Regions from separate parts of the Homo sapiens genome. Here region 1 is linked to region 2. The links are chromatin loops, found by intact Hi-C in ENCODE. Cell type or tissue: heart left ventricle. All regions are shown on one strand.

Region 1 (2,500 bases), 68 kb before region 2:
ATTTTATGTCTATCGTAGCTTTGGTATTTATTGTGGGAAGATTTTACTAAGGAATGACTAATCTTAAAAGATTTGGTTTGATTAGGGGCTAAACTAACATAATCTATTTTGAAATGAGATAACAGGATTTGCAGTTTTTGGTCTTCATCCAGCAAAATTGAACCCCACCCCCCACCCCCCCAAAAAAAATCTACATCCCCAGCAGAGAGGGAATCTATACTTTGACTAGAAGTTTAAGTTGCTGGATTTATAAGTTGTCTTAAAAATATGCTGTCTGAACAGTTTGAAGTGTGACATTGTATTGAGATGAAGTCATCAAACTGCTTGAGACTTTAACCGTTTATATTTGGGTAACCAAATAAAATGTATGGTTATTCAAACAATTAATACTTCAGTAATACCATTACTGAAAAAAGGATTTTTCTCTTAGCTATTAAAGAGACTTGAATGAGTTGTCGTTCTTATTTATTTTAAGTGTATGTGAGTTTTAGGATTTTCTTGGCTTTTGTGTTTTAGAAAATTGGTCTTTCATTGGAAAAGGACAGGAGTAAGAGGTTTATTATAATATGCCTCCTATACTAGTATTTTACTTTTAAGACTTTAGCAATTCTATATAACAATGGTAAAAGTGTAACTATCAGTTCTGCAAAAGTACGGTAAATACATTATTGTTACAGGCTTTAAACTCCAGAGAGAGCTTACGTCTCTCTCTAAAAAGGAAGAAAAGGGGACTCAGAATTTAGCCAAATGTCCCCAAGTAGAAAACTTCGCTGGAACTCAGATGTGGATTTTCAGAACAAAGTTGGCAGAGAGCAGTTTTTGACTAGAATAAATGTAAAAGGGCAAAAGAGAGACATCTTTTTTTTTTAATGCCTTTTTTCCTTCAAAGGAAGGGAAAATGGACTGTAACTACAAAGCTTACAAAACTACTACTTAACTGTTCAAAGCTCATCAGTAGTTTAGCCACCTTTCTTGTGTTTTGAAAAAGGGAAAGGAGGAGTCTTTTCTTGTGGTTGGGTGCAGTTCATTTGGACCAGCTCCAGCCTGCTTGGGCGGATTGTGCGGTGGGAATAGACTGCTGTTGCATGGGCCAGTTTTGCGTGTGTGTGTTTTTAAGCCAAACCTATGTTCACCCTGATAGTTGGGGAAGGCCTGGTGTGTGCAGTCCTGCAGTCTTCGTAAGTGACCTTTGGCCTTCCAAGTCCTACCTGGCCCCCTGACTTCGTCTTTGACATAAAAATGAAACTTCCTAGGGGTTATTGATTTAACTTCTGAGTGAGATTGTACTCCTTGTGAAGCTAAACTTTTCATTTGTAAAAATAGCACCTGAATAGATACCTGGTGGGTCGGACCCAATTTCTGTATTTGAGTTGGACGAGCAGGGCCTTCCCGGATAGCGGGAGGGTTGGTGACTTGATTGGGAGGGCATGGAGGCTGAAACCCCATCCAAGCCACTGTTGCCAGGCTGGGCCGCATCTGCCTGGATGATGGAGAGCGTTTTTCTGATTTGTACAAAGGCACCGAGACCCTTTGCCCGAGACCTCGCCAGAGAAATCTGTGTGCTACCTTCTCCGTGCCGAGATAGTTTTTGTTGTGCATAGTGGGGAAAAGAGGAATTGCCTTTGTTTCCTTGGGTTCTTGAACCTTTTTGGTTTTGTCCTTTTGGAAAGGCAAGAGTTTGGTGTGGTGTAGTCAAAGGAAGTGGGGAGATGAGGACCCGGAGGAGGAATCACAGTGGGGGAGCCGGGAGGAAGGAAAGTGGAGAGTTTATTCAAGTCACATTTTCCCTCTAGGTAGATTCCAGTCCACCACTGCCACTCGCTCAGATGAACCCACCCTTCGGAAAGCTCCGTCTGAGGCCCACCTCCAGTTAGGGTTTTAGCAAGCCTCCCTTCCCTACTATCTCTTTGCCTTCGGCCTCTGCTAACCCTCCCTCTCCACATCACATCGTTGGAACTTACATTGCCGTGGTCGCTAGTTAACTTTTTAAAAACTTTTTATTTTGAAATAAGTATAGGTTCACAGGAGGTTGCAAAGATAGTACAGAGAGGCAGGCAGTTTTTCCCAGTGGTTATGACAGACATAATTTCAGTATGCTGTTGAAGTCAGGAGACGGGCTTTGGGACACTGTGTGTGGTTGTGCGCCCTTTCCTCACCTGTGTAGGTTTCTGTAACCACCACCACAGTCCAGACCACAAAGATCTCCTCGTGTTGCCCCTTTCTAGTCACTTCTCCCCCTGTCTTTCCCATTACTAACCCCTGGCAACCATGAATCTCTTGTCCATCTCTGTAATCTTGTCACCTCAAGAATGTTATTAAACAGAATCGCATAGTGCGTGATCTTTTGAGACTGACTTTTCGTTTAACATAACATCCTAGAGCTTCATCCAAGTTGTTGCATTTCCGTAGTGAACTCCCATTTGTTGCTGGGTAATGGTCCATGGTATGGTGCACCACAGCTTGCTTCCAGTTTGGGGCTATGATGAACAGAGCTGCTGTG
Region 2 (2,500 bases):
CATTCTGATGGCCTTCTCTCCTTAAAATTCTCCTGCGTCAGCTCGCCACATGTGTATGACCTTGCCCCTGTACATTTCCATGAGAACACAGAAAGTGACTGCTCTTCCCACAAGCCCTGATGTCAGGGCAGCCTGGAAGCCTTGACCCCGCCTGCTGGTGTCTGTCTTTAGAGCAGGGTTCAAAGTGGAATCTTATAGAAAGTGGTATAATTGGTTTTTAATACGCTACCTTTGAAGGGACTCATTGCGTGCCTGTTCATATGCGGGCTGCTCTGTGGTCGGTGGTTGCGCTCTCCCGGCTCCTCCCGTGCCCCGTGTGTGCCTCGCATTTGGCGGCTCAGCGCTTCCTGAAACGGGGTCCTGGGTGATTCCGCAGGGCCCTTCGCACTATGGAACACGTCTCAGATTGTATCGATGATTGGTCCAGGCAGGAGAAGACTGGCCATCATTCCACCACAACAATCCAAATGGAAGATTCCCCTGTGTTTGCTACTATAAATCAGGTCATAAAAATGTGGGAAGGAATAATGGACTCTTTCTAGAAACTGGAAGATGTTTTGCTAGATGCTCCTTTTCGTCAGGATGTTTTGTCTTTAAGGACAATGTCTTGGGTCCCTTAGGCCATCTTCGACAGAAGCAAGACTGTACCCAGGAGCCAAAATCTAAAATCCTATTCTAGCCTGTCCTTTGCTGGCCGCATGGCCAGGAGTGGGCCAGCCTTCATGTCTGGAAAGAGAGTCCCCCATCAGAGGGGCCTGCATCGCACCACACACCAAAACCCAGCAGCGAAAATTGAAAAACAGCCAGAATTTGAACCTTGGGGTTGGAGCTAAAGAACCTGCATTAAACATTTTCTTTAATGGTAGTTTTTTTATTTTAGAAAACACACGGACACTCTCTGCCTTTTTCCTTTGCTTTCCCATTCACACGGAGGCGAAATGCCACTGCTCTTACCCTGTTCAGTTCTTGTATTTGCCACATCAGGATTCCTCAGTCCAGACTGAGCTGTGAATATTCTTCCTTCCTGACAGGGGGAGTCGGTGAAGTACTTCCTGGACAACTTGGACCGGATCGGCCAGCTGGTGAGTAAGCACGCCCGCCCGAAGAAGCTGGGCTCCAGGGTTAGAAAACGTGTCCAGAGACCAAAGCAGTCCACGTTGTGAGGACTTTGGCTGGACTGACAGGCCGAGCTTGTTCTGTCACATTACCACGAATAGTACTGTAATGGCACGCTCTCACTTGGATCTGGGCCCCGTCTCAGTGGGGAGGGGAGGAAACTGCCTTTGCCCAGATCACCATAAAGGAGACAGACAGAGGAGTTCATGAGTGAAAGGAGGACTTCCTTTATCTCATGGAAAATTCAAACATACTCAAAAACAAATAGTCTAATGAAACCCCAGGCATGGCAGTTATCACTGATTACCAGTCTTGTTTCAGCAGCCCTCCCCCGGCCTCCGGGAGCAAATGCAGAGAATATTTTAGAGTGTACCTCAAAAAGACAAGACGAAAAATGACAACCGCAGTACCGTATGGCTCCTGAAAAATTGGCAGTAATTCCGTAATGTCAACCTAGTCAGTTTAGAGATTTTCCCTGTTGTCTCATTAATGTTTTCATGTTGATTTTGCTTTGTTTTAGCAGAGTTTGAATCAACAACCTAATAAGGTCATGCATTGCCATTGGTCAGGATCACTTAAGTGTTAATCTGTATGTCTCTCCTTTTTTTCTTTCAACTTGTTTATTGGAGTAACTGGATTATTTATCCTGTAGGGTTTCTTACCATGTGGACTTTGCTCTTCCACCCCTGCAGTGTTATTGAAGATGTTTCTCTGTCCCCTGCACACCCCGTGGGTGGTAGTCAGACCTCTAGATCGAGGCATGATCATGTCCGTGTTTGGTGTTTTGGCAAGAAGCTGCCTGAGTGGTGTGTGCACTCATCACGGGAGGTGTTTTGTTGGTTTTTTGTTCTGTTTTGTTTTTCGATTTTTTGAGACAGGGTCTCACTCTGTCACCCAGGCTGGAGTACAGTGGCACGATCGTAACTCATTGTAGCCTCAACCTCCTAGGTTCAAATGATCCTCCTGTCTCGGCCTCCCAAGTAGCTGGGACTATAGCATGAGGCACCACGCCCAGCTAATGTTTTTACTTCTTGTAAATATGGGGTTTTACTATGTTGCCCAGGCTGTTCTTGAACTTCTGGGCTCAAGGTATTCCTCCCACTTCCCAAAGCACCAGGATTATAGGTGTGAGCCACCGTGCCTGGCCTGGAGGATTATTAATAGTGCAAAGTCAAAGTGAGTGAAGAGTATGCTTGCCTGTGTGTCGCTAAAGACTTAAAGAATTGTCTAAGAATAACATTAAATGTATTGCAGATTGAATTTACATCACATTCAAAACCTAAATTAATTCACAGTAAGGTTTTGGAAGCTATAAGCTTTAGGAGTTAGAAAAATAAAAAGGTATCTCTGGTATGGAAACAAAAAAGATGGTAAATTTCCTCTG

The links. Hi-C counts contacts between places; a loop is a spot of excess contacts. Peaks named below come from ENCODE experiments on the same cell type or tissue, not always from the same donor. Only the 100,000 strongest peaks of a DNase experiment are listed, where the experiment ranks them.
Region 1: a loop joins it to region 2, with 1.9 times the contacts of the local background. A loop is called at or near these places in 7 of 110 quality-filtered maps.

Annotation. Positions count from the first base shown.
Region 1 is chr7:2,800,075-2,802,574 of GRCh38, reverse strand. The region is part of intron 1 of GNA12 (G protein subunit alpha 12); the gene reads left to right. Among named protein-coding and RNA genes, the nearest start is that of GNA12, 43 kb to the left of the region's middle. In heart left ventricle, no CTCF peak of the experiment used is centred here; a DNase peak (open chromatin) is centred at 1,059; H3K4me3 peaks cover 408 bases; H3K27ac peaks cover 1,671 bases.
Region 2 is chr7:2,732,033-2,734,532 of GRCh38, reverse strand. GNA12 (G protein subunit alpha 12) reads left to right here. Exons shown (of 4, transcript NM_007353.3): 3 at 1,032-1,082. It also overlaps a transcript of AMZ1 not described here. Among named protein-coding and RNA genes, the nearest start is that of AMZ1, 45 kb to the right of the region's middle. RefSeq lists an enhancer at 1-794. In heart left ventricle, no CTCF peak of the experiment used is centred here; a DNase peak (open chromatin) is centred at 1,123; H3K27ac peaks cover 1,179 bases.